2 separate regions of the Homo sapiens genome follow, and region 2 is linked to region 1. The links are chromatin loops, found by intact Hi-C in ENCODE. Cell type or tissue: dorsolateral prefrontal cortex. All regions are shown on one strand. Links, peaks and the distances in the headings refer to the core of each region. The heading gives the core; the rest is flanking DNA. Region 1 has its middle 48 kb from the start of CLPB. Region 2 overlaps PDE2A (phosphodiesterase 2A).

The links. Peaks named below come from ENCODE experiments on the same cell type or tissue, not always from the same donor. Only the 100,000 strongest peaks of a DNase experiment are listed, where the experiment ranks them.
Region 2: it touches region 1 in a loop (4-fold over the local background); 65 of 110 quality-filtered maps call a loop at or near these places.

Annotation. Positions count from the first base shown.
Region 1 is chr11:72,474,486-72,490,019 of GRCh38, reverse strand. It overlaps the pseudogene ART2BP. Among named protein-coding and RNA genes, the nearest start is that of CLPB, 48 kb to the right of the region's middle. In dorsolateral prefrontal cortex, for the core only: CTCF peaks have their summits at 6,048, 7,390 and 7,589 (motif pointing left); a DNase peak (open chromatin) is centred at 7,559; H3K27ac peaks cover 351 bases.
Region 2 is chr11:72,638,672-72,646,671 of GRCh38, reverse strand. PDE2A (phosphodiesterase 2A) reads left to right here. Exons shown (of 31, transcript NM_002599.5): 2 at 4,346-4,418. Among named protein-coding and RNA genes, the nearest start is that of PDE2A-AS1, 18 kb to the left of the region's middle. RefSeq lists enhancers at 3,069-3,658, 4,093-4,593 and a silencer at 3,435-3,774. In dorsolateral prefrontal cortex, for the core only: CTCF peaks have their summits at 3,264 and 3,466 (motif pointing right); DNase peaks (open chromatin) are centred at 2,914 and 3,467; H3K4me3 peaks cover 4,962 bases; H3K27ac peaks cover 5,939 bases.

The sequences.
Region 1 (15,534 bases), core at 3,488-11,487:
TTGTTTTTTGATTATCTTGCGAGCATTGAAAAATACTGATCAGCCGTGTTGTAGGGTACCCCGTTCCTCTCAGTCTCTGGTAATTTTCTTTGCTCTGAGGTCATCTTTATCTGATATTAGTAGTTATTCCTACTTTCTTTTGATAAGTGTTTTCATGCTATCTCTTTTTCCCATCCTTTCATTTTCAACCTGCCTGTGTTTTATATTTGAAGTGAAGTTTTTGTAGGTAACATATAGTTAGGTCATGTTTCTTAATTTAGTCTGCCAATTTCTGTATTTTAATTGCTATATTTAAATCATTTACATTTTTGGTGAAATGTACTTATTTATTTTTAATAATATTTTTTTTATTTCCATAGGTTTTTGGGGAACAGGTGGTATTTGGTTACATGAACAAGTTCTTTAGTGGTGATTTGTGAGTTAAATCATTTACATTTAATGCATTTCTTGGTATGTTAAGGCTTCATTCTGCTATTTTGTTTCTTGTTTTCTATTTTTTCTCTCTGTTTTGTTTTTCCTGCTTTCCTGTGTGTTACTTGAACATTTTTTAGAGCTCTGTTTTTATTTGTCTGTAGTATTTTTACTGTATGTCTTTGTATGGCTTTTTAAGTTATTGCTGTAGATATTATACATATGTACATTATCACGGTCTACTAGGTTATCATTCACTAGTTTGAATGAAACTGGAAATCTTACCTCCCTTTAAATTCATTTAATCCCCCATTTATGATACAATTGTCTTAAAAATTTCCTTTCTCTGCATTTAGGACCGTATCAGGCAGTGTTACAATTTTCGCTGCAACTATCTAACACACTTTAGAAAATTCAAAAGGAGAATAAGTGTTTGTATTTATTTGCCCAAATTTTCCCATACCACATTTATTCTTCCATTTTGATGTTATACGATTTCCTCTTTTATTGTTTCCTTTACGTTTAGAGAACTTCTTTTAACTGTTCTTTTAGTGGTCTACGGGAAACAAATTCTCCTTTGCTTCCTTTATTTTCCTTTGTTCATAAATGTCTTGATTTCTACTTCATTCCTGAATGATATTTTCACTGGATATAAGATTCTAGGTCAACAGTTCTTTTCTTTCAGCACTTGAAAAAGGTTGTGCCATTTTCTTCTGGCCTCCATTGTTTCTGATGAGAAATTGGCAGTCATTTGAATTATTTTTGCCCTATATACAAGATGTTATTTCTCTCTTGCTGCTTTCAAGATTGTTTTTACTTTTTTTATTCATACACACACACACACACACATATATATTTTATATATATATTCTTTTTTAAATTGAGACAGGGTCTCGCTATGCTGCCCAGGCTGGTCTCAAACTCTTGGTCTCAAGCCGTCCTCCCACCTTGGCCTCCCTAAGTGCTGAGATTACAGGCATGAGCCACTGTACCTTGCAAGATTTTTTCTTTGTCTTCAGTTTTCAGAAATTTGGCTTTAATGTGCCATGATGTGGATTTCTTTAGATTTATCCTGTGTGGGTTTTTCTCAGCTTTTTAACTCTGTAGGTTTATGTCTCTTGCCAAATTCGGGGAATTTTCAGCCATTATGTCTTCAATACCATTTTAGCCTCACTCTCTTTCTCCTCTCCTGGGGCTGTATGACAGCAATGTTCCATCTTTTGCTAGGGTCTCACAGGTCTCTAAGGCCATGTTAATGTTTTTTTCAGTCTATTTTCTCACTGTTGTTACAATTGGGCAATTTTTGATGTTCTATTTTCCAGTTCACTGGTTTTTTTTCTGTCTCCTCTATTCTGTTGTTGAGTCTATCCACTGAGTGTTTTTATTTCAGTCATTGTACTTTTCCATTTTAAAATTTCCATTTGTTCCTTCCCCTTTTATCTGTCTGCTTAGACAGTCCATTTTTTCATTTGTTTCAAGTGTGTTCATAATTTCTCATTAAGTGATTTTTACAATACTGCTTTAAAATCTTTATCAGATAATTCTGACATTTCTGTCATCTTGCTGATGGCATCTATGCATTGTCCATTTTGATTAAGTTTAGGATCTTTCTGGTTTTTGGTTTGTGTCATGGACTAAATGTTTGAGTCCTACAAATTAACATGTTGAACCCCTAACCCCCAATGTGCTGGTATTTTAAAATGGGGCCTTTGGGAGATAATTAGGGTTAGATGTAGTCATGAGGATGGGCCCTTTGTCTGATGAGATTAGTGCCCTTATAACAAGAGACAGCAGAGAACTTGCTGTCTGTTTCCTCTTGTGAGCAGAGAGGAAAGGCCACATGAGGACCGAGTGAGAAGGCTGTCGTCTGAAAGCCAGGAAGACAGCCCTCACTAGGAACTGATTGGGCTGGCACCTTGATCTGGAGACTTTTCAGCCTCCAGAACTCTGAGAAATAAATAAATACCATCCAGTCTATAGTATTTTGTTACGGCTGCCTGAGCAGACTAACATAGTACAGCAAGTGGCTTTCTATTAAACCTGTACATTTTAGATATTATGTTATAAGAATCTGAATTGTATTTAAATTATCTGTTTTAGCTGTTTTTTAAATAACCACTCCAGCAGGGGATAACAGGGTGGCACCACCTGATTATTACCAGTCAGGGCTAGAAGTGCAAGTTCTCCACCCAGCCTCCATTGACACATAAGGAGAAGAGCTCCTCATGACTGCCAGGTATGACTCCCAACGTGGTCCTCACTGACACTGCAGTGGGGAGGGAAACTTGTTACTATCTAGCAGGGATGAGAGTCCCAGCTCCCTACTCAGTCTTCTCTGACATTACCCCGCAGGGGTTGGGGTGCTTCATTAGTGTCGAGTAGTGTAAATCTACACTCCCCACTTGGCCTTTGCAGACATGGGTGGTGGAGGAATCACAGTTTTTCTTTGGTGTTTGGCTAGAGTATAGCAGTTACTGTTTAGAAGTTTTCTGTCTTTCTGCGTTCTCCTTTCCTGGTCTTCTGGCTGGAAAGAGCAAGCCTTTGTTGGGCCTTTCCTTGTCTGTGCATGTTGGCATTTGCAAACTGCTCGCTTCTTCACTTCCAAGTCTGGGATATATGAGGCAGGAAGAAAATGTAGAGAACTCATTACTGTGTCACTCCTTCAGTCCCAAAGTCCCTATCTGGTCTCCCTTCTTCTGCACATCTTCCAAAGTCTAATGTTTATTTTACATATAATGTACAGGGACTTTAGCTGTACTTGGCAGGAAGAATAGGGAAAAGTACACCTATTTCATCTTCAGGGAAAAGGGAGTTCTATATACTGAGTTTTCAATTATAATTATTTTATGACTTTATGTCTAGAAAGTCTATTTTTCTCTTTTTCAAGTCTGCTTTGCAATTCTTTATAGTTTCTCATTTCCTACACATGCTTCTCAAGCATTTCTGTCGTTTATTTATACTTATGGAGCATGTTATTATATAAACTCTGATAATTCCATTACTGGATTTTTTGTCTTCTGAATCTCTCTGTTTTCATTTCTACTAGTCCTTGCCCATGATACCTTATTTCTTTGTGTGGTTAATTATGATTTACACTAAATTATTCACCTTTGAATTTTATTTCTAAGACTTTAAAAAGACTTTTTAGGCTGGGCGCAATGGCTCACGCTTGTAATCTCACCACTTTGGGAGGCCGAGGTGGGCAGATCACAAGGTCAGGAGATCGAGACCATCCTGGCTAACACAGTAAAACCCCGTCTGTACTAAAAATACAAAAAAAATTAGCTGGGCGTGGTGGCAGGCGCCTGTAGTCCGAGCTACTTGGGAAGCTGAGGCAGGAGAATGGCGTGAACCCGGGAGGCAGATCTCGCAGTGAGCCAAGATCGCACCACTGCACTCCAGGCTAGGCGACAGAGCGAGACTCCGCCTCAAAACAAAAAGGCTTTTTATTGAAATACAACTTACATCAGCAAAGTGTAGAAATCCTAAGGTTAATAACGTTTTACTTATGTGTGCACCTGTGGAACTATCACCCAGATCAAGATGCAGAACGTTGGCAAAGCCTGGTGACTCACGCCTGTAATCCCAGCACTTTGGGAGGCCAGGAGTTTGAGACCAGCCTGGCCAACATGGTGAAAACCCATTTCTACTAAAAATACAAAAATTAGCTGGGCATGTTGGTGTGTGCCTGTAGTCCCGGCTACTCAGGAGACTGAGGCAGGAGAATTGCTTGAACCCGGGAGGCAGAGGTTGCAGTGAGCCGAGATTGCACCATTGCACTCCAGCCTGGGCAAAAAGGGCAAAACTCCATCACCCTCCACCAAAAAAATACAGAACATTTCTGGCACCCCAAAAGACATCCTTGTGCCTCCTACTAATCAGTACCCACTCCAACAGTAACTGCTATTCTGATCTCTACCACCATATATTAGTTTATCCTATTTTAAAATGTCATATAAATGGAATCACATAATATACACTTTTTGTATGTCTGGCTTCTTTCATTTAACATTGTCTTTGAGATTCATCCATATTTTTCATGTATCATGTTAGTAGTTCACTATTCTCATTGCTGTTTAATTTTTCACATGTATGCTATATTTATATATATTCCTACTGATGTCGTGAATATTACATATGATATTTCATACATATTATTTAAATATCTAGTATGATTCCTTTGTCAGATATATGTACTGCAAATATTTGCTCCCAGTCTATGAGTTGCCTTTTCGCTTTTTTTTTTTTTTTTTGAAACAGACTCACTGTTTCCCAGGCTGGAGTGCAGTGGTATGATCTCAGCTCACTGCAACATCCACCTCCTGGATTCAAGCAATTCTCCCACCTCAGCCTCCCGAGTAGCTGGGATTACAGGCATGCACCACATGCCTGGCTAATTTTTGTGTTTTTAATAGAGATGGGGTATCTCCATGTTGGCCAGGGTGGTCTCGAACTCTTGACCTTAGGTGATCTACCCACCTTAGCCTCCCAAAGTGCTAGGATTACAGGCGTGAGCCACCATACCTGGCCCCTTTTTGCTCTCTTAATGGTGTCTTTTGGTGAACAGAAGTTCTTAATTTTGGTAAAATCCAATTTATCAATCTTATGTTCTGTCTAGGAACTCTTTTCCACCCATATTCTCCTAGAGGCTTGATTGCTTTATTTTAGCTTCCACATTTAAGTCTACGATCCATTCTAAATTAATTTCTGGTAGTTGCGAGGAAGGAGTCAAGGTTCAATTTTTCAGCTTAGTTATCCCATCAACCCATTTATTTAAATAACTGATAAATTGGAATGGAACCTTTGTCATGAATCCCACACATAAATATATGTGTGGGTCTGTTTCTGGGCTCTCTGTTCTATTCTTTAGGTGGTTTTTTCTCTTTTTTTTTGTTCCCAGAGGAGCAATAAAGAGTTGCATAAAGAAAAAGTGGATGAAGTCCTCCCACCCTCTTCTCTTTGAAGTAACCACGTTACCACTCTGAGAGGCATTTAGCTTTCCTCCATGCTCTTACAAACATATGTAATCATACACAGTGTGCATTTACAAAGAAGTTTTTAACCACATGGGGAGATGCTTTCTTGTAAAACAACGAGAGTAGAATATAAATTTGTATGTATCGAATGTAAATTTCTATGTATCAAACTGTATAAGAGTAGTAATAAAAAATAGCACTTACCATGTGCCAGGTGCTTTACTAAGTGCTTTACGTATATTAACTCATTTAATTCTCACAGCAGCCTGAAAAGATAGGGACAATTTTGCTCCCATTTTACAGATGATGAAATAGAGACACAGAGAAGGTGGAACTTGCCCAGTGCCATACAACCAATATGGTGGAGCTAGGATTCAAACCCAGCCTGTCTGGCTCCAGAACCCATATTCTTAACCAGAATTGGTTAGAATAAGACACGTGGAAACATTAGTTGCACTTACCTCTATGAATTATGATTTTTATTATTTATCCCTTGCTCACTGCCCTTCACCCTTCTGACCATTAGGGCCAAGTTCTTTCCCAGCCTCAAAGCCTTTTCATTTCTAGTATAGACAGTTCCTCCATGACTCACTGCTCAATCAACTGCTATTCAATTTTGAACTCTCAGCCTAAATTCCCCTTTCCCATGAAGTTCGACCTGACTTCCTACACAAGTATGGCTTCCCTGAAACTATTTCACAACTTCCTGTCCCGTGCTTTTCCTTTCTAGCAGTCAGCACAATTGTACATAACAACTTCTGGAATGAGTTGTTTGAACAGCTGTCTTCCCTGAGCACCCCCTAACTGTGGGCTCTATGAAAGCAAGCTCTGGGTCTGTCTTGTTAATCTTTGGGTGCCCAGAGCCTTGTCTGAAACATGTAGATGCATGTGAGGGTTCCACTGTGGAGCAGATCAGCGAGAGATAGGCCAACAGGAGGCATGGCTTGGGGAGCCTTCTCAATGTGTTCTAATACGGGTGCAGAGGGAGGTGCTGGAATCAGACACATAGCCCTGAGTTAAAATACTGACTCAGCAAGCTGTGCAAACCTGGACTATAACACTCATGTTCTGAGATCTACTTCCTCTCATATAATATGGGGTTAAAAATATCACTTCGTGGCCGGGCGTGATGGCTCACTCCTGTAATCCCACCACTTTGGGAGGCTAAGGCAGGTGGATCACGAGGTCAAAAGATCGAGACCATCCTGGCTCACATGGCGAAACCCCATCTCTACTAAAAATACAAAAAATTAGCCGGGCGTGGTGGCTGCGCCTGTAGTCCCAGCTACTCGGGAGGCTGAGGCAGGAGAATCGCTAGAACCAGGGAGGCGGAGGTTGCAGTGAACCGAGACCACGCCACTGCACTCCAGCCTGGTGACAGAGTGAGACTCAGTCTCAAAAAAACAAACAAACAAAAAAAAACCCCTCATATCTACAAGAGTACATGGCACACAGTAGATGTCCAATAGTTAAATGAATTTATTGAACGTTTTTGAAAGAATTAAATATGATTTTTTTCCAGTTTCTTAACTTCTCTGTACCTCTGTTTTCTTATCTGTGAAATGAGATAATAAATAAATGAACTTGCCTGTTTCTTTTTTTTTTTTTTGAAAGGGAGTCTCGTTCTGTCACCCAGGCTGGGGGTGCAGTGGCGCAATCTTGGCTCACTGCAAGCTCTGCCTCCCGGGTTCACGCCATTCTCCTGCCTCAGCCTCCCGAGTAGCTGGGACTACAGGCACCTGCCACCACGCCCGGCTAATTTTTTTGTATTTTTAGTAGAGATGGGGTTTCACTATGTTAGCCAGGATGGTCTCGATCTCCTGACCTCGTGATCCGCCCGCCTCACCCTCCCAAAGTGCTGGGATTACGGGCATGAGCCACAGCGCCCGGCAAAATATGCCTTGCCTATTTCTTAGGATTGTTGTGAGAATTCAAGAATATAATCCACGCAAAGCACAGAACCCAGGGTCTAGCATGGAGGAAATGTTCAATAACGGTTAACTATGCTTCTTATTATTATGGGTAAAGCACCTTCTGGAGTGCCCAGTGCACAGTAGGCACTCTGTAGATAGATGGTGCCAAATGTTACTGACTTAGCCTGGGTGGTGTCATGTCCGGCTGCTTCTAGGGCAATGCAGGGTCCTGGCTCTGAGCGCGCCTCTTGGTTCCAGGTTTGGTGCTGTACTGACACCACCCAGTGGCCAGCATGGGCTACTGTAATCCCAGCCTTGGCTAATACCTTGCTCCAGGGTTACTCTTCCAAACCTGGACTCCGTCCAAACCTTAAGAAGAGCCTTGTGCATTCCCTTGGAAAACTGGGAACACTGGCGACAGAGAAGAGGAAATGGATTTGAAAGATAATTCAAGAATGTGGATTCAACAGACTTTGTGATCAATTATATATCCAGTGGGGAAGGAAGATGGATTTGTCTAAAATAGTGGTTCTTAAGTAGGGGTGATTTTGCCAAAAAGGGGACATCTGGCAATGTCTGGAGACATTTTTGGTTGTCACAACTTGGAAGGAGGAATGCTATTGCAGTCTAGTGGGGATAGACCAAGGATGCTGCCAAATATCCTACAATGCACATGACAGCCCCTCGATAAAGAATAATCCAGTCCCACTGGGCACAGTGGCTCACGCCTATAATCCCAGCTCTTAGGGAGGCAGAGGCGGGAGGATAGCTTGAGCCCAGGAGTTCAAGACCTGCCTGAACAATATAGTGAGACCCTGTTCTCCACAAAAAGGAAAAAAAAAAAAGAATTATCTAATCCAAAATGCCAAAGTGCCAAGGTCAAAATAACCTGGTCTAGACAGTCTAACCTGGGCATTCACTGCATCAAGAAAAGCTGTGAAAAACCTGTCACATGAGCTATCACTACTGTGTCCAGTTCAAGGATCAGGTAGGTCTGAGGACAATCCTAGCCAGGAGCTAGCACAGCCTATGGAATTCTCTCAAGTCAAGGAAGGGGAAACATTATTACAGATCATTTATTTCTTCAACTTACAACATTTATGATCACAATACATATATTTAAACTATTGCTGACAGTGTACGTGGTTATTAATCACACTGAAGGACTTAAACACAGAATACAAGTCATGTTAACTAGAAATTCTCAAAGTAGGCCTGGCGCAGTGGCTCACACCTGTAACCCCAGCACTTTGGGAGGCCAAGGCAGGAAGACTCCTTGAGCCCAGGAGGTCGAGACCAGCCTGGGCAGCATAGAGACCCTATCTCCAAAAAAAAAATTTTTTTAATTAGCCAGGCATGTTGGCACACACCTGTAGTCCACCTACTCAAAAGGCTGAGGCGAGAGGATCACCTGAGCCCAGGAGGTCAAAGATGCTGTGAACCATGTTTGTGCCACTGCTATCCAGCCTGGGTGACAGAATAAGACTCTGTCACAAAAAAAAAAAAAAAGGAGGGGGGCAGGATGCAGTGGCTTACACCTGTAATCCCAGCACTTTGGGAGGCCGAGGTGGGTGGATCATGAGGTTAGGAGATCGAGACCATCCTGGCTAACACGGTGAAACCCCGTCTCTACTAAAAAATACAAAAAAATTAGGCAGGCATGGTGGCGGGTGCCTGTAGTCTCAGCTACTTGGGAGGCTGATGCAGGAGAATGGCCTGCACCCGGGAGGCGGAGCTTGCAGTGAGCCAGATCGTGCCACTGCACTCTAGCCTGGGCGACAGAGCGAGACTCCATCTCAAAAAAAAAAAAAAAAAAAAAAAATCTCGAAATAGGTCACACAATCTTAGAATTCAATTAGGAGATCCTTTGGATTTCCTTGCAGAAAAAAAGCAGTAACTGTGAACCAAGGAAAAGATTCCACTTCTCGTGCTTCCTAGTATTTGCTATAACAAACTTGGGAAGCAGTCAGATCCTTACCCTTCCTTTAATATCTGCTCTACGCTATAGAAAATGTGCAGTCAGAAAGCAGGTTAAGGGCTCCACTTAGTGGGAAGCAACAAGACCAGGAGATCAGGCAGGAGAACCAGGAGCACAAGGCCTTCTCTTGTGTCTGTGAAGGGAAGAAATGTCTCAGAACATGGACATATGAGACCTTTCCAGCTCCACCCTTCTGACAATAAACCAGGCCTGGCCTGGTGGCTCACACCTGTAATCACAGCACTTTGGGAAGCCAAGGAAGGGGAATTACTTGAGGTCAGGAGTTCAAGACCAGCCTAGGCAACATAGTGAAACCCTGTCTCTATAATAATAATAATAAAAAAATCAAAAACAAACCAGACAGAGGGACTTTCGGGCCCACTCCTCTACATTCTCATATGAAATCCACTCTCACCACCGGGAATTCCTGTGACACTCCAAAGATTCCAAGGATATTATCTTTTAGTTCCTTTCCTCTCCACTGGAAATTCCAACCCAAGAAAGTCTCAAACTGCTGCAGCTGTCAAGCCTGATGAACAACTCAGTTCCTCCACCTGTAGGCCTTTGTGCTTAGGGCTGCAAGTCCTCAGCTCTGAATGACCTTGGCACCCCGGGTGCTGCTCCTTATGTGAGAAAGACCTTTCCTATCTGGGCCTGGCGGTCCTCTGGCCATTAGGGGAACCCTCTGTGCTTGTCTTTCTCCACCCCTGAAAGTATCTCTGGCTCTGGAAACGCTATTTTTTGTGACATTCTCCACCCAACATGGCTTTGCAAAATATGTGTTCTACTCACAGGTTGACTGGTGTACTTACTCTTGGTGAAGCTACCAGGATCTGGTGGGAATCATTTGCTCCAGATGTGAGGTGGCATCTTTCCTCTGCTGGCCTATTTACCTGACCATCCTGTTTCCAGTAAGGCCCGATAGGAATTTTGCAAGCCTACAAAAGTTCCTTTCGAAAGCTCAAAGTTCCCCTGGAATCACACCTTAAGTTTTTGTTTTTCTGTGTATGGAATGCTCCTATATTTTCCAGAGAAATTTTAGAACAAACTTCCATGGACGTATTCTACAATCTAATCAGAACTTGAAATTACTCCACCTTTGAAATCTCAAGGCCCATCAATCTGTTTTCTGACCACCCCTCTCAGTCTGCCCAGCTTCCACTCTCTACCTCCTAGAGCACCTCATAGAGAGCACCAGTTCCCAAGCCTGCCTCCATCACCATGGCCACCTGCTGAGTTCAGGCACCCTCATCTCTTGCCCCAATTTCTGCAGCAGCCACAGCCTTCTGCCCGGAACCAGGTCTGCCCATTCTCCTGGCCCTCTGATGTGTCCCCCAACGTGGCAGTAGTTTTCATAACTCGTTCTGCCTGGTGCCCAACAGATCCTTCTGGCCTTTCTGCATAGCAGAGGTTGGGAGCTTTACTGGACTGCTAAATTGCCTCATGGCTCTGTGCCGGTGCCCTGCTCCCTATTCCAGGACATCAGCAGACCCAGACTCACTTGAACTGAGAAGCAGTAGAAATTACTGGCTTTATTTTTTCAAAGTTAACATTATTATTGTTTTTAAGGGTGACATTCTGAAACACCTTAGAGCTTGGAATCAGCACTTCATCTTCACGTGGGCCAAAAGCATATCTCTAATAGAAACTTCTAAGAAGGTTCTGATGACAAGGACTGAGGCTTTCTATTAAAATATGGTGTGTATGAGTAGCTATTTGTTGAGGGAAAAAAATACAAGGAAAATTGGCCAAAATTGCATTGCCTCTCCCATGGTAATGAAACTTGGTGCAACAGCCTCTATAAATGATGTAACACTGCCCTGTAGTGAGAAGTTGAAGAGCTCTTGTCAAATAATAAGAGAAAGCTTTAAACTGAAAGTTTTGTAAAATTTGGAGGAATTCTCTTACAGTCCTGCTAATAACCCTGGCACTGTATACCCAGTACAGGCCACTAGAGCTGTTCTGTGGAAATCGTTGAATTGTTTATTTTGGTTTGGTTTGTTTGTTTCCCCTCTGCCCTTTCACATTCAGTTTTAAATTTTTTGTTTGCTTTCAGTTTCTCTCTCTCTTTTTTGTTTTTTTAATTTGAGACAGGGTCTTGCTCTGTTGCCCAGGCTGGAGTGCAGTGGTGTGATCTCAGCTCACTGCAGCCTCAACCTCCCGGGCTCAATCAATCCTCCTGCCTCAGTGTCCCATGTAGCTGAGACCACAGGCGTGCCACCACGCCCAGCTAATTTTTGTATTTTTGGTAGCAACGGGTTTTGCCATGTTGCCCAGGCTGGTCTTAAATCCGGAGCTCAAAGGATCCACCCACTTCAGCCTCTCAAAGTGCTGGGATTACAGGTGTGAGCCACCGTGCCTGGCTGAAAAATTGTGATTCTTATTTATAATCCACCATCTCTAACAGACCCTCATCATAGCTCCACTCCAGGGTCTTCTTGTTTTATAAAATATGAAGGAGTAGCTGTCAGTAGGATGAGGGTCCAGAGGTAGTAAATATTACCTGTACTATTAGCCACCAAATTGGAGTCAAAAGGTGATCTGTCATGTCTAAAATTGATGTCATCTAGTAGTTGAACAAAGACTTCACATAAGACCGTGAAAGTGAGGCCTGAGCACTAACTTCATTGTTGTTGCCTTATTTCTGTGCTAACGACCATCAACCACCAGTGTAGGGTCCAGAACTCCAGACTTGCATTTACGTCTGCATCCTGGACACCTTCCATCTTAGGTAAGTTCCAACAGAAAATTTCTCAATGGTGCGTGTTTTCCATTTCTTCCAGCATGGAGCTATTTTTATTAAACGATGGAATGTTATTATCATCTTTAAGTCTGCAGTCCTATATTCCACCGCCGTCTGACCTAATTCTGCCAGAATCTGGAGCACGGCAGAACCTGAGAATGGTCGACAGGGCCAGCAGGATAAGAGTGAGTATCTGTAGTAAGCCTCTTTGCTGTCTTTGAGTTCTCCTTGATCTGACTCCATTTTTAAATTTTTATTTTGTTATTTTTAGAGTCGGGGTCTTGCTCTGTCACCCAGACTGGAGTGCAGTGGTCCGATCATGGTTCACGGTAGCCTTGAACTCCTGGGCTCAAGCAATCCTCCCACCTCAGACTTCTGAGTAGCTGGAACTACAGGCACGCACCATCAAGCCTGGCTAAGTGGCTGGAATTTTTTTTTAAGAGAGATTTAAGCGAGGTGGGGTTTTGCTATGTTGCCCAAACTGGCCTCAATCTCCGGGCCTCAAGCAACCCGCCCTCCTTCAGCCTCTTCAGTTATTGGAATTAGAGGCGTGAGCCACCAAGCCCAGCTGTGACTCCATTTTTGAACTTCTTTTATTTGAGAAGTCTTCGTCATTTCAGAGAGTGATCATAAACTGAGCCTGTCCACTCCCCTGATACCTTTCCCATGTAACCCATAAAAAGGTTGAGTTTTCTGCTTTTATCCCTAGGCTAGACTAACCTTTCAAGGTCCTTCCCCAGACCAAAGGTTAGAAAAGAATTCCAACTTCTCACATTTCATGTTAAACCACATGTCCCTAGATTGTCAAGTCATACTTAAAATAAAATAACTGGGCCAGGTATGGTGGTCCATGCCTGTAATTTTAGCACTTTGGGAGGCTGAAGCAGGAGGATAGCTTGAGGCCAGGAGTTTGAGACCAGCCTGGGCAAGATGGCAAGACGCAGTCTCCACACACACAAAAAAAAGTTTAAAATAAAATAATTGATATACTGAAGATGACTAAAAATTAGAGTTTCTCCTTAATGTTTCTAGGAATTATGTTGTTCTAAAACATCCAGTAATTCACTTTCCCCTTAATAATTAGAATTAGTTATCCCAGCCGATAGAGTAACCCACATCTCTGCCTATTGGCTCAGCGGCATGAGGAAAACAAAATGGCAACTGAGCAGTCTTAGCTTCCAACTTAACGAGTCTGCAACTATGTTCCCTATTGGAAGCATTTTCTCCCTTAGCAACTAAGGCTTCTAAACCTGCAAGGAATAAGACAGTGGGGACAAGAAGCAAATATTCTTTAACTGGATTATTAGATGCATTCATGAGAGGGGCCTCTCTTACTCCACCCTCCTCCTTTCTATGCTTGTGTGTCCCTGCTGTAGAGAAAATAATGTCATATATTGGTTGCTGATGTAAAGAATGTACTGCTCTTCCATTTGTTAGGGTGCTGTATTTCTGCTGGCACCATAACTGACCTTCAGCAGGTCATTCTCTCAGTAACCATGACCTTCATAGGTGATTCTCTCAAGCCAGCTGTTTCTGGGTGATAACATATATCCTAAGGTTAACATAAATCTCATGGTATGAGCCTGTTGCCACACCTCTTCCACTATAAAATTAGCCTCTTGGTCAGATGTATGGGATACCATGTTGGTAAAGATGACATTCTTGGCTGGGTACAGTGGCTCCTGCCTGTAATCCCACGGCTGTGAGAGGCCTAGGCAGGAGGATTGCTTGAGGCAATCCACACGTGCTTTCCAGCTTTTCCAGCTTCAATGCTAGTCTCTACTCATTCTGACCACTAACCATGAAAAGAAAGGAGTTTGAACCAGCCTGGGCAACACAGCAAGATCCTGTCTCTATAAAAAATTTAAAAAGTTAGCCAGGCATTGTGGCATGTGCCTGTAGTCCCCGCTACTCTGGAGGCTAAGGTGGGAGAATATCTTGAGGCCAGGAGGGCTCATATTGGAAGCTACAGTGAGCTATGATTACAACATTTCACTCTAGCCTGGGTGATAGAGCAAAACCCTGTCTCAAAAAAAAAAAAAAAAAATGACATGGTTCTGGTAGAAGCATTAGGAACAAGGAAAAAAACTCTGGAAACATATCTATTCCCATGAGAGCACTTTCTGTCCTCAATGAAGGAAGGGTTCCTATTAAATCAGTTACCACCAGAGATTCCTGGCTAGTTTCTCTGGGGAATGGTGCCATACTGGGGACTCATCCTTGGCTTCTGCAGTTGGCAGCTGGGCACTCACTAGTGGTGGTAGCCAAATAAGCTTTGGTGAGAGGATATAGATGTTGTTAAGCTTGTGTGCAGCTTCCATCTCTTCCATCTTGACACTTTGTACCTGGTCCATTGAGCAACAACTGGAGGGGCTGGGGAAGGAGGCCAACTGACATCTGCACATCCAGTCATCTTGTCCACCTGATCACTGAGTGACTCATCTGCAGTGGATGACCTCTGTTGGGTATTTTTGTGGGACATGATTGCCTTCATACTCTATGCCCATTCCAAGAGGCCCATCTACGTATCTCTTCTCCAGGTCATCCATGTCATGAAGCCACAGAGGCCATAGGAGTGGGTGAAGGAGAGACACTAAACAATGGTGAATCATGCAGCCAATGGAAGGGGTTCAGTCAATGACTAAGTATGTCTATTTTAACTATATATGCAGGAACAAGGGAAATAACTAGATTCATTGGACCCACTGTCCAGTGATGGACTGAGGCCAAGAATCCATGTATCACATGACCTCCATAAGCCCTTGTTCCGACCAGAAGACCAGGTTGGCATTTTGTACCACCAATGATTAGTACACACTCAGAACCAGTGTATAATAGCTTCCAAAGGGTTTGGGTATTTTCTCTCCCAATGCACAGTCATTTTAGTAAGTGGCTGCAGGCCTTTCCAGGGGAGGCTTGGAGGAAAGTTTGTTTGTAATATATACTTACTGCCACATTGCAAGATCTTTCCTTAAAGGGACTGAGCCTTTCTCTCAATCAATGAGCAATAGGCCTGCGAACTGTCTTAGGTTTAATAATTGGGTATGAGGCAGTAAATTCCCACTGTGGTGACTTGAATCAGGTTTCTATTTTTCAATAATATAGATAAAGCCACATCTTGGTAGACTGTCTATCTGTTCATTTCTAAGAACCCTACCATCAATTAGTTGCTACTACTGATCTTCGAAGGTCAAAGCATTCTAATAGCCTTTCTGTCCCTGCAACCTATTACCAGTTCTCAGGTAGCATCTCCCACTATCACATTTGGCAATGCTTTTTGGGGTGCCCATCAGGTCCACATATCTCAGCACCACAGTAAATGGAGCATCCTCTGAACCTTCCAGGGTCATGGATGAGGGTGGCTGGGAAAATTGCACATTTAGGTCCATTCCAAGATTCCCATCTTCCTGAGATTTTGGATCTTTGACACCTTAGCCTCATTGACTCTAGACCACCACTGAATCCAGGCTTCAGTAAACTAGTCAAGCAAGTTGTTAAAGCCACTTGTGAGCA
Region 2 (8,000 bases), core at 1-8,000, 160 kb before region 1:
TGGGGATGAGCCTTGCATCTTATACTGAGTTTGGATGTTGCCTTGGAGGCCATGGGGAGCCCAGTGAAGATTATGAGCAGAGGGTGAACATGGTCAGAGTGAACCTGCCCTGGCTTTGGGGGGTCCTGGGCTACATAGTAGCTGCTTATCCTTGGTGCAAAGAGCACTGGGTTTGGAGTCTATAGGCCAGGGTTCACATTCCTATAGTAACCAGCTGTGCCATCTCAGGTAAGCATCTACATTTCTCTGAGCCTCACTTTCCTTATTTGTAAAATGGGGCTAATGCCGTGCCTCCTGAGGCTGTTGGATCTGGCCTGGGTGAGGAAATGCTTTGCCAGCACAAGGCCCTACCAATGAGAGGTGTCATTTTTATTAGGAACAAGGCAGGGCTGGTTCCTAGACAGGGCCTGAGGTTGAGTGGGCCCAGGACCCAGGCTGACAGCTGAGTCACCTTTTCCAGGCCAAGTGGCCTCTAAGGTGGGAAGACAAAAAGAGTTGGCTAGAGGGGCTGGGCTATGCATTCCTAAGCTGGAGCTGGGAGGAAAGCTGGGGCTGGGACTGGGCTTCCTGGTGTCCGAGATGGGCAGAGGGTGCAGACACCGGGATAGTAGGACCCTCAGCCACTGCATTCTTGGGGACAAAAGAGGAGCTGGGAAATCTGATTTCCTTACCTGGCTTTGCTCAAGAAGCAAGGAATGTATTTAAGGCACAGACTGGAGTGAGATGGCCTGGGTTTGAATTTTGACTACTTACAAGCTATGTGACTGTGGGCAGTTTACTTTGTGCCTGAGTTTTCCTTATCTGTGAAGTGTGACTAATAATAGATCCCACCCTATAACATTGTTGAGAAGATGAAATGTGAGGCACACAGTATGTGCTCAATAAATGCGAAAGCCTCCCAGCCCCAGATGTATACACTCGGCCAGTAGGGGCCAGCCCTGGCCCTCACCTCCATGGGACAGAGGTCAGCCAGGGAGGAGATGCATCTACTCCAGGGTTCTCTGACCTGGCAGCAAATTAGAATCACCGGGGGACATTCACAAACATCTGGGATGGGGGTTCCAGATATCAGTATTTAAAATGCTCCCAGGCAATTCTAACATGAGTCAGGGTGAGAACCCAGAACAGGATCACAGATTGTGCAGTTGGAGTGAGGTAGGGATCTGCGTGTGAGTGGAGGAGTCCTTGGAGTGGGGTCACTCCTAGCTATAAGAGCTCGGCAAGGCCTTTAAATGTGCCAACTCAAGGAGCCTTGGTTGCCCCCTCAGGAAGGGTGCTGGTTGGGGAATTTCAAGGATTGTGTGAGAGGGTTTTTCTGAAAGGGCTCTGCACTCTACCAAGCACTGGAAGAAAGCAGTGCACTTGTTTATTGAGTCTAGTGTAATAACATTTCACAGATGGGGAAATAGAGGCCTAGAGAGGTGCTGTGGCCTGCTCAGAATCCCACAGCAAGTCTATGGCACAGTTAGGACTCAAACCCTCTGAGGAATGCTTGGATCTGAAAGGTTGACACAGAAAGACTCTTTGAGCTGAGGGACACATAGAGCACACACCAGGGACCCCAGTCATTGAGCTGTAGTTTGAGAGATTCAAGTAAGACTGAAGAAATAACTTCTTGGCTGGGTGCAGTGGCTCACACCTGTAATCCCAACACTTTGGGAGGCTGAGGTGGGTGGATCATGAGGTCAAGAGATCGAGACCATCCTGGCCAACATGGCGAAATCCCATCTGTACTAAAAATATAAAAATTAGCTGGGCATGGTGGTGCATGCCTGTAGTCCCATCTACTCGGGAGGCTGAGGCAGGAGAATTGCTTGAACCCGGGAGGCGGAGGTTGCAGTGAGCTGAGATCGCGCCACTGCGCTCCAGCCTGGTGACAGAGCGAGACTCCGTCTCAAAAAAATAAAATAAAATAAAATAAAATAAAATAAAATAAAATAAAATAAATAAAATAACTTCTCAAGAGGTGAGTGCCATGGAGGTGGTGCCTGGAGTTGGGAGCCCAAGAGATGGTGGCGGTGCCAGGCCAGGGTCGGCTGTTGACCATGGTCTGAGGTGGCCTCCCCTGAAGAACAAGTAACTCTGGCCAGTGGCTGTAACAGATACCTCCCGGGCACCTGTATCTCACCCAGCCTTGTCCAGAGCCCAGGACTGAGCCAGTGACACATGCTCAGAATTTACCAAGAGACTTGTGCACTGAGCTCAGACTCAGACCTAGTCCTTCCAACAGCCCTTACATGGGTCATCCCCTTTTACGGAAGAGAAAACTGAGGCCAAAAATAGGAAGGGAGGCCCTGTGGGGGCCAGAACCTTTACACATCTTAGCCCAGGTAATTTTTTCTACAGTGTTAATAAGTAGGATGAATTGCCCCTGTTTGGAAGATTCAGTAAAATACATTGACTTGGCCCAGATCACTTACTCTACACCTCTCCTAAGTCCCCAGATGTGACTCCCAGGAAAGACACAAAAAAGGGCTACCCAGAGGGATAAGGTAGTAACCAGGGAAGCCCTCCCAGAGGAGGTGGGCCTTCAAATGGCCCCTAAATGACAGGCAGGAGGGAAGGATCTGGGAGGGTATTGGGGGTGGGGTGGCATGGGCAAAGGCCTGGAGGTGAGAGTCAGTCAGTCATTGATGTGAGAAGAGCAAGAAGTAGAAATGTAAGGAATGGTGGGGAGGGGAGTCAGAGCTGGATGACCAAGCAAGGGTTCAGCTGTAGAGGGTCTGGCCCGCCAGGCTCAGGGCTCGGGCTTTATTGTGCTGGTGGTAGGGAGCCACTGAGGGTGAGTGGGGGAGAGCATGCCAGAGCATGCCTCAGAAAGAAAGGTGGGAGAAACGCTGGCATGGAGGGCTGCCCCCTGAGTTGGTGGGGTGGCCGGGCTCTGCCAAGGCTATGTGCCAGCTGCCTGGACTGTGTCCAGGAATGGGCACAATGACTCAACATTGAGAAAATCACTCCCCAGGGAGAAAGGGCCCTGATGAATCACCCAGCTGAGGTGGGGAGGCTGGGAGGCTGGGAGGCTGGGAGGCTGGGAGCTCACTGAGTCACCGTCCAAGAGTTGGTGAGGAGGGGAGCTGCAGAGAGAGGGGCCGGCAGTGCAGTTGACGGGGGGATTCAGGTCAGACCACATTGAGGGCTGTCGGGGGACTCTACCTTCCCGCCATTCCCGGGTTTGGTCCTCCTGGCCGTCCTGTGAGGGAGATGAGAAAACTGAGGCCCAGGAAGTGGGGGGAGGGGATCCGAGCAAGGTCATGCGGCAAGTCGCTGGCAAAGGCCTAGCGAGACCCAAGCGCACCCTCCAGTCCAGACACGTCCTGCCGCCCCAACCGCTTTCATGCCAAGCAGAGGCCTAAGAACCGGGTCGGTCCGGGCAGGGAGCTGACCCCGGTGACCCGCTGAATCCCCGGACGCGGCCCCTCCGGGCAGCCGGCAACTGAGGCCGGATTGCGCCGCCGCGATGGGACGGCAGGGGGCGCAGGAGCGTCGCGGCTGCCGCAGGCTCCTGAACCCAGAAGCCGCTCTGCGGAGAAACGCGCTCCCGGAGCGCGGGTCCCACCGCGGAACTGCGGACCGTGTGGCCCTGGGGCCTGCACCCTCTCCGGCTCCGGGGACGGCGACAGAGACCTGCCCACCCAGGCCTGGGGGCCCCAGTCAGTGGCGGCCGCCGTGTGTGCGCTCGGTGTCTGTGCGCACGTGTCTCCCTCGCAGATGGGCGACTGCTCCAGGGCCTGTCCGTCTCACAGCGACCTCCAACATTCTCCCGACTTCCCCCTGCCTCCTAGGCTGAGGGAGAGGAGCAAGCCCGAGGCTCCTGCGGTGTCCGCGGCCCCTGCCCCCCTTCCCCTTCCCTCCCCACCCCACCCCACTGCGCCGGTCTCTGCCTGGGGCTCTGGCCGGGCCCCGGACCCCAGAGTGGTGGCGGGGAAACAGGGTGCGATCAGACAGGGTGGAGGCTCTGAGAGCGGCCCCTGCGAGATGCGAGAGAAGTGGCGACGGGGCGAGGGGCAGCGAGCGCAGGCTGACAGCAGGCCAGCTGGAAGGGCCGAGGGAACCCAGGGCGAGACAGAAGCGGGGTGACAGCGGCCGGGTGTCCGGTGGGGTCGGAGGATCCGACGGGCCGAGAGGTGCGGTCCGCGGTGGCGGGGACATAGGCGGGGCCGGGGCGGGCCGGGGGCGGGCGGGGGGCGGGCCGGGGCGGGGCCGGGGCGGACACTCGGGCGGACCAGGCGAAGCTGTCGCGGACGCGCTGACCGAGCGCAGCGGCCGGGCCGGCGGGCGGGCGGGCGGCTGCGAGCATGGTCCTGGTGCTGCACCACATCCTCATCGCTGTTGTCCAATTCCTCAGGCGGGGCCAGCAGGTCTTCCTCAAGCCGGACGAGCCGCCGCCGCCGCCGCAGCCATGCGCCGACAGCCTGCAGGTAGGGGGGCCCCCGCGCTGGGCACCAGGAGAACGGGGTGTCCGGCGAGCGCCGGGCCGGGTCTGCCCGCCCCCGAACCCTTCTCAGGGAGGAGACCCCTCCTCTAGTTCTGAATTCTACTCCTGTGCTGGGACGGCAGCGCAGACCAAGAGCCCTTGAAGCCCCAGCTCTCAGTCCACACGTCACCCCAGACTCTGAACTCCTTTCGGATCCGGGGCTCCACCCCAAGCACTGAGCTTCCAGTCCACGGTGGGACCGCAGTGCACACTGAGAGCTGTGCCCAAGCCTCGAATTCCCTTTCCTTAGATTAGTGGGGACCCTGCCCACGCCTCGGAACCTTCACCATATATGTGGGGCTCCCGGCACACCTGGAGCACCTGAACCCCCAGCTGTCATCCAGGACTCCACCTCAGAGCCGGCCTCACCCAAAGCCCCAAACCTCCATTCCAAGCCTCAACTGGACACCCGCTCAGATTCCCACCCAAACATCTGGACTTCAGTCCTCAGCCTGGAACCTACCCCAGAGTCCAAATCTCTCCTTCCATCAGGGCTTCACTGGCTTTCTCTGTGGGACCCACTCCCCGATCCCTTCCCTCCCTCCTGTGTTGGAGATCTCCGAGTCTTTCCTCGTGGGGGGCCCCTCCTCTTGTTCCTCTCCAGGTACAGTGGTCCCACTTTATTCTCTGGGCTTCTCCTCTGGTTTCTCTTCAAGTATTTCTGGGCTCTCTAATTTGGTCTGTTGCCCCATGTGCCCACCTCTCTTGGTCTATCTTGGTCTCTCTCCTGTTTCTCTAGGTCTCCATCTTCGTTTTGGGGTCTCTTTCTGCAGCCACCCCTTCCTCTTGTATCTACCTCTGCTTTGTGGTGAGGAGGGGGCAGGCTCAGAGAGCAGGGCTAGTGTCCCTGGGACACCCCCGCCCCCCATGTTCTCAGGCATGGCATGGTGTGGGCTCAGGTGGAAGGGCCTAAATGTGGAGTGTGCTGCCCTCAGGCGATGCCCAGGGATCTGAGGTGGTGGGGGGATGATGTGGTGGGCACTGGCTTTTGTAACTTATAAAGCCCCTCATCCCAGCTGCCCTGGTCTTGACGGGGGCGGCTAGGGCTTGAGATAGGGAAGAGTAAACTGCAATCTGGTGTCAACCTGCGGTGGGATGTGTCCAGGCTGGGTGGGTCTATAGTGTATGTGTTTGTGTGAGTGTTCCTGTCTGTGTGTAGCACGGGCTGGGTTGCATGTGTTGGGTGTGTCTTGTGTGTAATCATGTGTGTTGTGCCGTGTATGAATGTGTCATCGAGAGTGGGATTATTTGTGGGGAGATTATGGGAATTATGGGTCTATGGCATTGTGTGCTATGTGTGGCTGGGGAGGCAGTGTTGTGGCTGTGGAGTGGTAGCTGGGTGTGTGGCTGTTGTGTGTGTAGAGAACTTGTGTGTATGTGGCTGTATGTCTGTTATTGTACAGTGGAGTTGTTGTAGGGACAGCTTGCATACAGGATTCTATATGTAGTTGTGTGTGTTACTGGCTGTTGTGTGTGGCCAGGAAGGGCCACTGCAGGGGCCTGATGGTTTCCACTGGGTGTCTTGTCAGAGAGGAGTTGGGGCAGGGGGTGCCGTGTGTGCCAATGTGTTTGCAGCCTAGGTGGCTGGCTTAGAGTCACTATGGCACATCCTGGGATTGCTTGGGTAATATATCTATTAGGACCTGAGTGCTGGTGTTTGAATGTCATGTGTCTGTGTGGTGGCTGCTCCCGCGATTCTGGACAGGAAAGGGTTGCAGCCAGGGCTGAGGGGTCTGAGGTGAGGAGCCAGTTGACAAGTGTGTGAGTGTGTGAGTGTGTGTGTGTGCGTGCATGTACACGTGCATATGGGAATGGGGTGGGGTGGGAGGAGGCAGTGGGCCAGCAGCGCTGTCTATGCTGAGGGGCTGTGTGTGCCCACAAACGTGTGACATTAGGTGTGCACATTATCTATGCAGGTTGTGTCTGCATGTGTCTCTGTGTCTAGGTGGCGTGCGTATTGAATTTAATTGGATGCATACACCTGTGGCTGGGGAGGTGAGAGGTGTGTGAGGTGCGTGGTGGGAGACGGTGTGAGTGTGGTGTGAAGTGAGGGTGTGTGAGCTGGGTGACTTTTTGGTGTGACGTGTGAATTATGTGATCTTTTCTCCCCATGAGCTGTGTGTGCCTGTGGTGAGGAGTGAGTGGAGGATGGCCAGTGAGCTGGCGGTGTGTGTGTTGGGGGTGTTGAGGACTGTAGAATGTGCTGCGGTGGCAGTGTGTGCATGAGGTGTGTGTGAGGAATGAGGTCTGTAACATTTGGGGCGTGTGGAATATAGTGGGTGTCCCCATAAATGTCTGTGGAGTGACGCATGTGTGCAAAAGGGCTTGGCTGCCATCCTGTTCTTGCTCCCCTCCTGATCAGGTCCCTAGAGATGCCCTGGAATGTTCTCCATGCCCCCCCAACCCCAGCTGCCCCTACCCTTTGCCCTTCATCCTCCTTGCCTTGACCAAGCCCTTTGTTTTGGGTTTCCGGCGGAGCAGGCGCTGGACAGGCGGGCGGCAGGCAATGTCGTGGTCTGAGAACCTTTGTTCTCTTAGTTTGACTGGTGTTTGGGGCCTTGGTTTGGAGGAGGGTGTGGAGAGGATGCACGTGGCAGCAAGGTCACTGTGTTTACTACACCACTTCGTGCTCCGCAGAGGGGAGGCATACGGCGCAGGCAGTGAGGCCTGGGTGGTGTCTTTGGTGGCGCCTGTTGGTGTAAGAACAGCTTAGGCTGGGCTTGGAGTTTGCCAGCCATGCAGTCTTAGTCCATAGTGGCCCAGCGCCCTTCCTGGCTCATGTCAGCGGGGCTGAGCAGCCGAGCAGCCAAGCACTCACTTCTCCAAGTTCACCTGCCCTCGCCCCTTCTCTGTGTGGCTGCAGCCCCTGGAGACAACCAGGAAGACCTCGATTTAGTTCTATTTGTGTTCACTCCAGGTCAGATGGAGGAGAAAGAGTCCCCATCCTCACAGAGACACTTATCTGAAAGGAGAGAGCTGGTCACACCTTTGGGGACCCTCTAGACTGACGCAGTCTGTAGGGGGATCGAGGTCATACCTTCCAGAGAGAGCTGTGGGAAAACCCTACTGGGCTGCCTCCCAGCAGGTGCTTGAGAGAAGAAACATCCAAGGTTCCTTGAGATTGGAAGGCTTAGAGAAGTCTGAGTCAGTCAGGGAAGGGGCTGGGGTCGATGCCGCAGTGTCACATACCAGAAGGTTCTCTGAAATGAATAGGCTTGAACTGGACCTTGAAGGGGGTGTTGGGGTGGGCAGAGAAATGCAGCCTGGGGCTGAGGAAGGTTCTGGCCTGACTGGCAAAAGGGATCTTGCTGGCCATTCCCCAGGCAACACTGTCTGGCTTTGGGTAGCCATCCCTGGGCCTCCAGCCTTCTCAAGCTTTCACGGTACCTTTTTTATCCCATTGTCTCTGGCTGGAATTATCTTCATTGTCGTTGACATTGTCATCTTCATCATCTTTTAGGCAGTTATTTCCAAATTCCAGGGTCCTTTCACAAATGTCTCATTTAGCAGGTTAACTCATGCAATT